Linked DNA regions of Homo sapiens: all the other regions are linked to region 3. The links are chromatin contacts, found by Hi-C or POLR2A ChIA-PET in ENCODE. All regions are on one chromosome and are shown on one strand. The core of a region is the stretch at or near the end of the contact, and the rest is flanking DNA. Distances in the headings are between cores, read along the strand shown. Region 1 holds the start of C12orf75 (chromosome 12 open reading frame 75). Region 2 overlaps CHST11 (carbohydrate sulfotransferase 11). Region 3 holds the start of SLC41A2 (solute carrier family 41 member 2).

Region 1 (3,561 bases), core at 788-3,287, 370 kb before region 3:
CGGAGTTCCACTCTTGTTGCCCAGGTTGGAGTGCAATGGTGCGATCTCAGCTCACTGCAACCTCCGCCTCCCAGGTTCAAGCAATTCTCGTGCCTCAGCCTCCCAAATAGCTGGGATTACAAGCAGGCGCCACCACGCCCAGCTAATTTTGTATTTTTAGTAGAGACTGGGTTTCACCATGTTGGTTACACTGGTCTCGAGTTCCTGAGCTCAGATGATCCACCCACCCCAGCCTCCCAAAGTGCTGGGATTACACAGGCATGAGTCACTGCGCCTGGTCCATCATTCTGATTTTCATTTGGCAATGGTACCCCCTCCCCATCCCTAAAACTGACAAGCAGTTCATTAATAAATCAAAATGTACATGCATGAAACTAGCCTCATTTTAAGGGAAATCTGCTACAAATCCTTCCTACAATTTTTTTTAATGTGGATAACTTTTCTTCACCTTTTTTAAGTAGGCTACACATGCAGTGGATTGCATACGGCCACAGTACCTAGTAGACTGAGACACAATTTGAGTGCGGGGTGTGGCCCTGACATTGTTTCATACAAGCAGAGCTTTCTGGCCACAGGCAGGTTTGAAGCCCGTCTGCCCTCATTAGCATAAGGTGCTACACTAACCTTCCCCACTGTTAAATGAATCTAAAAAGTTCGCTCTCCTGTGGCTCTCTGCATTGTCACCAGGACAGGATTTAATTCAAGACTCAAATTGAGTCTTAAACTCCATTTTTTACCGGCGTCTGGGTTAAGGGATGTGACAGGCCCAAGGTTACAAAGTCATTGCCAGGGCCTCCACAGCCGCCTAGGAAATACCGCAGCCTCTGACTGCTGTTTGCATTTGCTGGTTAGGCTAGGATGTGGCATCTGGTTGACTTCAATTGGAGGAGATAGGAGCTCTTTATCCAAAAGGACACTGAAATAGGTCAGCAGTTATTACTCAAAACAGATCCAGGGTACCTTAAATCCCGAGACATAGGCAGGGTGAAATAGAAGGGTGAGTTTTGGCAAAAGTCACTTGACACAAAGCCTGGCTGGCCCGGGGAAGCTAGAAGACCTTGCCTGCCAATCAACATGAAGTGGTATAAAAAGAAGTTTCTATTTGTGTGTGTGTGTGTGTGTGTGTGTGTGTGTGTTTAATGAAAAGTATCTTAACAGACTGTTAATAATAAAGCTCTGTCTCACATATGTAAAACATCCTTACTGCTGCAGCTTCTCAGAGAAATCCTAAGAGCAGCCCAGCCGGTCTTCGGCATCAAGGCAGACACAGATGCGTTTTTGCAGCTCTGCTTCTAGTTCTCCCCAACCCCACTCCCACCCTTCCCCGCTTCCTGCCCCACCACCACTGCCCGAAAAGTCCTGTCTTGCTCTGCTGCACTTTTCCAGGTGCAGCGCCTTGGTTCCGAGGAGATGGGGGAGAGGCCTGGAGGAGCAAGTGTGGGAGGTGGGGGAGCGGCCGGGGACCACGTCCGGGAATCCTCTCCCCCAGGAGAGCCCTGAGACCCGCCAGCTGCAGGTGAGCCCCGGCGGCTGCAGGGGAGCCCGCGACAGTCCTCCCCGCGCTCCCTCGGCAGAGACGCCCCGCAGGCTCGACTGCTCCAGGCGCAACCGCCCCCGCGCGGGGGACTTGCCACGCTTTCGGTCTTTCCAGAAACGGGCGGTCTGCTCCTGTCCCGAAAATGGGGACGGGGAGAGGGGGCTGCGCGCCCCCCACCCAAGATCCCTGCACCCTTCCTTCCCGCCGCCTCTCCCGCCCGCCCCCGCCGGCCCCCGCCTCCCGCCGGACTCACCTTGGCCCGCGCCCGCGCTGGTGGCGGTGGAGTTCCCGCAGCCCATCGCGCAGCCGGCCGGGGAAGCCGCGCTCCGGAGCTCTCGGCCGCGGGTCCTGGGGGCGGAGACCCAGACGAAGGGCGGCGCACCCCGAGCGGGAGGCTGACGGGGCCGCGAGGGGCCAGGAACCGAGTGGGGGCCGCCCCCTCCCACCGCCGGGAGACGCGGCCCGGGGCGCAGCGGGCTGCGGGCTGCCGGGCGGAAACCACCCGGCACCCCTCGCCCCGGCCCCGCCCCGCCCGGGGACCCGCCGGACCCACCCGTCGCCCCAGCAACCTCGGCACTGGCCAATCCCCAGCCTCCTGCGCGCTTCGCGGTCGGCCATTGGTCGTTATTACGAGGGGCGGGAGTTTAAAGTGGGCCCCGGGGCGAGGGAGCGGCAAGGGGCGTGGCCGGCGCAGCGGGGTGGGGGTGCCCACCTGCCCACCCTCAGCATCCTCCTCGCCTTGTCTTTGCTTTTCTTTCCTCACTTCCCCTCCCTGCCCCAGGATGTGGGGAGGAGAGGAAGTAGCAGGGGGCACCCTGCACAGTGGACGCCCAATAAATGCTATTGACTGAATGTTGTGCAGGTCTGAAGCCAAAACCGAAATCCCCAGCTGCTTTAACAGAAGGCCAACGCAGCTCTGTTCCCCATACGCACTGCCTGGCAAAAGTTCTTCCCCAGATTGGTCATCTTGACCTATTCCTCTTTAAAACAAATGTCTGCAACGATTTCAATAACTTGGATTCAGGACCTCCTCTCTGATAAATGAGAGAACTGTGGATGGGCACGGTGCTGTACGTTTCAACATGATAGTTGGGCCAGCGTTACTGCAGTCAGACTGTCTGAGTTAAAGTCTTCGTTCTGCCCCGTGATAGCTGCGTGACCTCAGGAAAGTAACTTAACCCATTGGGTACATCCCTTGTTTCACCTATAAAATGACAGTAACTCAGGTACATATAAAGTACCTAACAAAGTTCCCTATCTTTAGTAAATATCAGCTATTATCATTATTATTATTAACTCTAATAGAAATGAATACAAATTCCTTAAAGGGAAAGACTATCTGATTTTTCATAGCGTCCTCCTGGCTTGTAATACAGACTCACTAAATGTTTTGTGAGGTGACTTCAAGCCAGGAATTAAAGCTCCATTTTAAATTCACTTAATATTTGTAGGGAGCCTAGCCTGTGCCAAGTCCTTTGTTAAGTTCCGGGGATACAAATATGTGGGAGACAGTCTAACCAGGCAGATAGATTAAAATAAATTAATTACAATATAGAAGGAATGTTAACAGAGGAATACAGGTGCCATAGAGTCCCAGAGGATGCTGGGATGCTAGTTAAAAGACTTGCCTAAGGCCAGGCATGGTAGCTTACACCTGTAAACTAGCACTTTGGGAGGCTGACACGGGCGGATCACGAGGTCAGGAGTTCGAGACCAGCCTAACATGGTGAAACCCTGTCTCTACTAAAAATACAAAGATTAATTGGGTGTGGTGGCATACACCTGTAATCCCAGCTACTTAAGAGGCTGAGGCAAGAGAATCACTTGAACCTGAGAGGTGGAGGTTGCAGTGGGCCGAGATAGCACCACTGCACTCAAGCCTGGGTGACAAAGCGAGATTCTGTCTCAAAAAAACAAAACAAAACAAAAAAAAAACAGACTTCCCTGAAACCATACTGTTGTGTTTACATAAAAATAAAAATATGAACCAGAATCAAGGACTTGGCAGGTTTTTGAACATGGCC
Region 2 (3,461 bases), core at 852-3,351, 480 kb after region 3:
TAATAAGGACGCTAGTCATATTGGATTAAGGGCACACTGTCCTCTAATATGACTTCATCTTTTTTTTTTTTTTTTTTTTGAGATGGAATCTTGCTCTGTAGCCCAGGCTGGGGTGCAGTGGCACGATCTCAGCTCACTGCAACCTCCGCCTCCCAGGTTTAAGCAATTCTCCTGCCTCAGCCTCCTGAGTAGCTGGGATTACAGGCACCCGCCACCATGCCCAGCTAATTTTTTGTATTTTTTAGTAGAGACGGGGTTTCACCATCTTGGCCAGGCTGGTCTCAAACTCCTGACCTCGTGATCCACCCACCTCAGCCTCCCAAAGTGCTGGGATTACAGGTGGGAGCCACTGCACCTGGTTGACTTCATCTTAACTAACTATATTTGCAATGCCCCTATTTCCAAGTCAAGTCACATTCTGAGGTTCCAGGAAGAACATGAATTTGGAGGGGGGGGCGGGGACACTATCAACTCAGTGCACTGACTAAGCAGATGTTTATGAAAGATAGGCCTGAATTCAACAGGGGCTCAGAGCACTGACCAACTAAAGTATAGAACCTTTTGCAGCAGAACTCCTGGTTGACCCCCAATATCCATTCTCTGTCTTCCTTTAGAATAAAGAAAACACAAGTTTAGCACATGACCACACGGAATGAAGACTACCTTTCCCAGCCTCCCCCACAGACATAAATGGCTGGAGCTAAGTGAGATTTAAGCAAAAGTGATGGATCCAAGGGGAATGCCCTCCGCTGGACCTCTCTCCCTCTTCCCACTGGCAGGAAGGCAGACATGGTGGTGAGCCATCTTCAACAAGTGGCATGCATACATGAGAAAAATATGTCCTGTGGCTTCTTCAAGCCATAGGAACACATTTGTCTTCTAGCAACAGGAGGTAAACAGAATCAAAAGTTCATGCGGCCATTTTCAGTCCAAATAGGTTTTCCTAGTGGCAAAAAACTTCCTAGCATACTACCTACTACCTAAGAGTGCAAGACTTTTTAAAATCTAATTATATATTTTTTACCTCTTGCCTCTCTTGGTTGTTATTCATCAGAAAAACAAGATCTGATGCCTGTCTTGGATAAGAGCATCTCCAGTTTTCTTTCTCTCACTCCCAACCTTACTCTCAAACTGGGCATGTGATCCCGGCCACACCAATGAGATTTGCTCACTCAACAGATTTTTACTGAACACTTGCTGTAGGACAGGCACCGTTCTAGGAGCTGGGGATGACAGTAAACAAAATATAAAAATCCCTGCCCTTAAGAACTTTACATTCCAGAACTTTTGTGGAAACTGCTGGAAAAAAGAAGTACTCTCTCTTTCTACTGGGACTGCTGAAAGGCTAGGATGGAGGCTGGAACCGCAGGCAGCCATCTTGCCACCATGAGGAGACAGACACAGCATGAACAATCACATGCTAGGGTGCTTGGTCTCTGCCACACTGAGTTTGGCTCAGTTCCCTGAGCCAAAAAAAAGGGGGGGCCCTTTTTTTTTGCTTAAACCAATTTGAGTTGGGTTGGGAAAGGAAGGAGTTGCATCCAATTTCTACCAATACGTTAAGAGTCCCTCAGAAAGATATCTGAGGCAAGTTTGGAAATGCCAAGTAAAGACAGGTGACTCTTTTGAAAACGGCTTTTCCTTGGACATGCCTTGGACATGCACTGTTTAAAGGCTCCTTCCATGTTGTCATTTCCAGTTTTAAAAACCTCCTTTTCAATAACCCCCTAGAATGAAGGCACCAGTTCACTGCCTCTCCCACTATGTGTTAAGAACCAAACCATGTCATCTCATCCCCCAAATGACCAGAGACTAGATGGTTCCAGTCACCTCCTGAAGCTCTTGAAATTGCCTGCCACTGCTGCTGATGGCCACAGGGAACACCACCTTTATTTCCCAAAAGGCTAAATCCCACCGGTTTTCCTCAAGGTAGTGACTGGGCCCCAACATTTCTGATAATTGCTTTCCTTCCCAGGCAAGCACCTCCATGCTCTGGGGCCCCGTGAATACTCAGCTGTTAACAGGAACAGCCTGAACTAGACTTACAGATAACCGAAGCTAACTGACCACATCCTACTTAACAGGAAACCTAATAGACAGCTATTTTAGACTTATTCTCACTTCCCCTCATCCGCTTCCATCTCGGCACTCTGCTGCTGGGAAGTCAGGGTGTACATAAAAGAGACTATGGGGAAGGGGTCAGTGGAGACTCCAGAATTCAGATATAAAAAGGCTTAGGGACGTGGACCTGGTGGAAGAGAGGTGCTGGCACTGCATTCACGTGGCAAACATCACATTTTTACTTACAGTGTATTTTGGGGTCTCTGGTATGGGCTAGTGGAAATCATTTTTTTAATGTTTAAGAAAAGAAAATAATAAAATTAAAATATACCCAGGCCTTCCTTCTGGAGATATAAGTAACAGAAATACTACACAGGAAGCTCCATCTGCCGTGTGTGTTTGTGTGTGTGTGTGTAACGATCAGCAATGTCTTTCACTTTTGCAAGAAGAAAGATACAGTTTGAGTTATGGGTTTGCTTTGGTTTTTCTCTCCCTGTCTCCCACCCCCACTTCCTGTTAGGGGGGTTGCTTCCCAAACTTGAGAGCCCCATCAACACACAGCTCCCTGGAGAGGCTTCATTCTCAGGGTGCTGCCAGCCATCACCCTTCTTAGAGTCATAGGAGACATGTGAAGAGCTCTTAGACCTTCTCACTAAATGAACTTCCTCATAACTGAATTCCTTTCTCCAATCAGTTGAGGACAATTGAGTGCACAATGCCTCCTAGAGCTATCATTGTGTCTTTCCAACTGCAGAGCAATTGTTCATTTTCCTTTCAGCTCAAGGATCGTTCCTTGTCTTAGTCCATTTGGACTGCTATATCAAAATATCCTGCACTAGGTGGCTTGTAAACTACAGAAATTTATTGCTCAAACAGTTCTGGAGGCTGGAAAGTCCAAGATCGAGGCACTGGCAGATTTGGTGTCTGGAAAGGTCCCACTTCCTGGTTCTCACTGTGTCCTCCCATGGCACAAGAGGTGAGGGTCTCTCTGGGGTCTCTTTTATAAGGGCACTAATCCCATTCATGAGGGCTCCCTCATGACCTAATCACGTCCCAAAGACCACCACCTTCTAAGAGCCTCATATTGGGGATTAGGTTTCAACACATGAATTAGGGAGAGACGCAGCATTCAGACAATAGGGTTTCTCCATATGTTTTTCCTCCTAAATCACAAAAAGAAATTTTTCTCGCAGATGCCAGCCCACGCTTTGCAGAGAGAAGTTCTTATTAGAGCACTTTGAGTCAGATGAGCCAGGGCATCCGAGCTCCACCAACTACTAGCTGGGTTACTTTAAGTTAATTACAAAACTTCTCTGAGTCCCACCTAAAAATGAGGATGAGGCCAGTTCTCCTCGCCAGGCTGTGGAGAAGACTAAATGATTTAACACCTGTAATGGGTA
Region 3 (3,723 bases), core at 282-2,781:
CAGGCTGGCTTCTGTATATGCTTTGTGTAGAAATCTTGAAAGACTACACACTCAGGGGAGGAACACATATTGGGTGGAACTTCTGCCAAACTTTCAAGAGCAGCTACTTTCTAATGATCTGTAATTCAAAAAACAACCAGAACAAAAACCAGCTGGAAATGCAGTCAAAACACTGCTTTTCCATATTCCTTGCAATTATACTTTCATTTTTAGGTGGTGAGGAACACCAGGATGAGTCATTATAAAAAGCATGACTGCAGATGGCCAAGAGTGATACCGAAGCACCCTTCACCCTGAAGGTTAAGGTTAAAGCTCAAAGTCTGATCGCAAAGCATAAGGAAAAAAAAAAAGAACATGGATAAATGTATGCTGGTGTCCTTCAGCACCAGAAAAGCTGCTACTAAATCACTGGTGTGGCTTGGAATTGGTAGAAGCTTTGATTTGAGGAAAAGAGTATCATTAGCTGTGTAATTTTGAGTTGTTGTTTTAGAGACAAGGTCTCATTTTGTGGCCCAGACTGGAGTGCAGTGATGCGATCATAGCCCGCTGCAGCCTTGAACTCCTGGGCTCAGGCGATCCTCCCACCTCAGTCTCCTAGCCACTCCAGGTCTCGCTGTGTTTGCCCAGGCTGGTCTCAAATTCCTGGCCTCAAGCGATCCTCTCGCCTGGTCCTCCCGAAGTGTTGAGGTTACACGCATGAGCCACCAATCCTGGCATTATGGCATTAGCTGTGTAATTTTTAAAATAACTGTCTTCGGACCAACACCTTTCTTTTGTTCACTGGAGTATCCCTGGGGTGTGTCTCATTCCCTGAATCATACACAGTAGATGCTCAATAGTTTTGTAAATAAAATAAATGAGCTCTCGGATTTACATGCAGACTTTGGATCAGTTTGATCTAGGTTTAAAAGCAAGTGTGGGGAAACTTGAAAAGCCTGGCACCCCAGCCAACTCTTCAGCGCCCCATGCGCTTGGCGCCTACACCTGCCTGGCACGGGGAGGGTGCTATGGGGCTGCCCTAAACCTCACCCCCTCCTGCGGTGGTTCCTGCCCGTCTCGGCTCCTGCACCGCCCACACTATGCGCTGCTGGGCCGAAAGACACGTGGTTCGGTTTTAACTCCAGTCTGCAAGAAACATGACCTCAGCCAAAAAGAGGCCGCTGGTCTGAGAAGAGAAATCATGAGTCATGGATTCGGGGGTTCGGACCTTGGAGCAGGCGGTGAAGTGGGCGTGCGTGGGCTGGTGGGGAAGAGGGATGCCGAAGGAGGCCACAGCCCTTCTCTCCTGGGCAGGCTCCCCAGAAAACTGCCCCCTTGCCGTCATCCAGCGCCCCCGTTCCCGACAGCTGTCTGCCAGGGCGCGGCCGGGGTCCGGGCGGGGCGGTGCTGTCGCTCCGGGTCGCCGCCCCGCGGGCCACATCACCAAGGCCCGGGCTTCCCCGGCGGCGGCGCGGCTGCGCTTGCGCGGGGCTGCCGCGCGGGGGCGGGGCGGCGGGGAGTCAGGGGGCCGCGGGCGCCGACGGCCGGGCTGTCAGCTTGGGGCCGCAGCCGCGCGAGGAGGCGCGGGAGCAGGAAGGAGCTGTGGGCTGGGAGCCGCTGTCCTCCCCGCCACCACCGGTGCCGGGCACCAGGTGAATGCCCCTTCCATCCCCCGCCCCTGGTGTCTCGGTCTGGTCTGAGGAGACGGGGACCCTTCTCACACCGGCCGCTGCCGCCGCCGCGCTCCGGAACAGGTGACCATGGAGGGGAAGTCTCGGCTTCGGCCGCGGCGCCGCGTTCGGGCGCATCAGGTGCGGGAGGGAGGTGGGGCCGAGAGGCCTGGGCTCGGGACCCGGCGGCGGGGGCGCGGGGAGCAGAGGGAGCGGCCCCGCCCGAGCAGCCGTGCCCCCTGCGGACGCCTCTCCGGGCCGCCGGGCAGCGCCCGAGCCCAGGCCCCCGCGCCTGCCCCACCTCGGGCTGAGGGAAGCTGTTCCGCGGCCACCGCGGACAAGCGGTCCCGGGCGCCCAAGGCAGGGACAGGCGGCGGGTGGTGTATGAGTGATGGCTGAAGGTGAGCTGGGATGGAGATGCTGCGAGGCTGGCTCGGGCACACCCCAGATGCCTGTTCAGGGCTCCGCGAGTGCCCCGTCACCCTTTTCTTTCATTCTTCTCTTTATATACACGGAGCATATCTCAAATTTAAAAGCCCAAATGCTCATTTACAGAGAGAGATGACACATATCTATGTGTTACCGATATACATTGATGTGTATATTACGTATATATGTCATCTTTTTTTTGTAGTGACAATTTTTAAATTGAGATATACATCACATGCCATAAAACTCATTCTTCTAAAGTGTGGCTTTTAATATATTCACAGAGTTTTCCAAATATGACCACTATCCAGATCATCATCCCCAAAAGAAACCCTGTCTCTCTTAGTAATCACTCCTCATTTCCCCTTGACCCCACCCCACTAGCCACCACTAATCTACTTTCTGTTTATATGGGTTTGCCTGTTGTGGAAATCTCATATAAATGGAAGCGTACAATATGTGGCTTTTTGTGTCTGGCGTCGAAAGACATACTGTAATGTTTTCAAGTTTCACTCATGTAGTATGTATCAGTACTTTACTTTTTATAGCATATTAATATTGTTGTATCAGTGTACCACATTTGTTTATTCATCAGTTGATGTACATTTGGGTTGTTTCCAGTTTTTGGCCATTGTGTGTAATGCTGCTATGCACATTTGTTTACACGTTTTTGTGGACATGTGTTTTCAGTGCTCTTGGGTATATACCTAGGAGGGCAATTGCTCCGTGTTTCACTTTTTGAGGAACTGCCAAGCAAAGCAGCTGTACCATTTTACTTTCCCACTAAGCAGTGTATGAGGGTTCCGATTTCTTCACATCTTCCCCAAGGCTTGTTACTTTTTTACTGGTTATTTTTTATGATAGCCATCGTAGTGAGTGTGGAATGGTATCTCTTTGTGGTTTTGATTTGCATTTCTCTAATGATTGGGGATGCTGAGCATCTTTTCATGTGCTTATTGGCCATTCATATATTTTCTTTGGAGAAAATGTTCATATCTTTTACCCATATTTTAATTGGGTTGCTTGGCTTTTTATTTTTATTTATTTATTTATTTATTTATTTGGAGACTGACTCTCAGTCTGTCACCCAGGCTGGAGTGCAGTGGCACAATCTTGGCTCACTGCAACCTCCACCTCCGGGGTTCAAGCGATTCTCCTGCCTCAGCCTCCCAAGTAGCTGGGACTACAGGCACACACCACTATGCCCGGCTAATTTTTGTATTTTTAGTAGAGACGTGGTTTCACCATGTTGGCCAGGTTGGTCTCCAACTCCTGAATTCAAGTGATCTGCCCACCTCGGCTTCCCAAAGTGCTGGGATTACAGGCATAAGCCACCACGGCCAGTCTGGGTTGCTTAGCTTTTTATTGAGTTTTATTGTTCATTTATGGAAAAAAATTTCTGTTAATAGGTTTGGATACTGGCACTGACTTGAAAAAATCCAACCAATCTGATACCGAAAAACTTAATGCTTATTCTTGGGTAAAGGTTGAATAAGTGCCACTTCATTCTTTAAGAATACCCTACCTGTTCATTCTGGACATCTTACTGACCCCTTTACATTTACTGCCCTGGTATTTTGAGCAAAGCTACAGAAGGCATATTCCTGACTGGAGTCAAGAGAGACCACCCTTAATTGGTATTTTC

Evidence for each region. A loop is a pair of places that touch in the nucleus more often than their neighbours do. ChIA-PET counts read pairs that join two places held with the same protein, here RNA polymerase II (POLR2A). Pooled maps may share reads with other maps.
Region 1: a pooled map shows a loop between it and region 3 (8-fold over the local background). The contact joins the promoter of C12orf75 here to the promoter of SLC41A2 in region 3. A Hi-C loop is called at or near these places in 2 of 37 single-sample maps with no recorded cell type and 9 of 50 pooled maps.
Region 2: a loop to region 3 is called in a pooled map, with 3 times the contacts of the local background. The contact joins the enhancer-like site here to the promoter of SLC41A2 in region 3. A Hi-C loop is called at or near these places in 7 of 37 single-sample maps with no recorded cell type and 3 of 50 pooled maps. POLR2A ChIA-PET finds 5 or more read pairs at or near these places in 1 of 52 experiments (GM10248).

What each region holds. Positions count from the first base shown.
Region 1 is chr12:105,329,167-105,332,727 of GRCh38, reverse strand. C12orf75 (chromosome 12 open reading frame 75) reads right to left here and starts at 2,037. Exons shown (of 6, transcript NM_001145199.2): 1 at 1,791-2,037. The coding sequence starts at 1,836. RefSeq lists an enhancer at 412-955 and silencers at 1,612-1,711, 1,742-2,401.
Region 2 is chr12:104,477,196-104,480,656 of GRCh38, reverse strand. All of the region lies in intron 1 of CHST11 (carbohydrate sulfotransferase 11), which reads right to left. Among named protein-coding and RNA genes, the nearest start is that of CHST11, 22 kb to the right of the region's middle. RefSeq lists an enhancer at 1,887-1,936. Within about 2 kb of position 2,101, at least 10 of the 41 ENCODE cell types and tissues checked have a DNase peak (open chromatin) inside an H3K27ac peak, as active enhancers do.
Region 3 is chr12:104,956,098-104,959,820 of GRCh38, reverse strand. It overlaps SLC41A2 (solute carrier family 41 member 2), which reads left to right and starts at 1,531. Exons shown (of 11, transcript NM_001352171.3): 1 at 1,531-1,733. RefSeq lists silencers at 1,353-1,622, 1,813-2,142.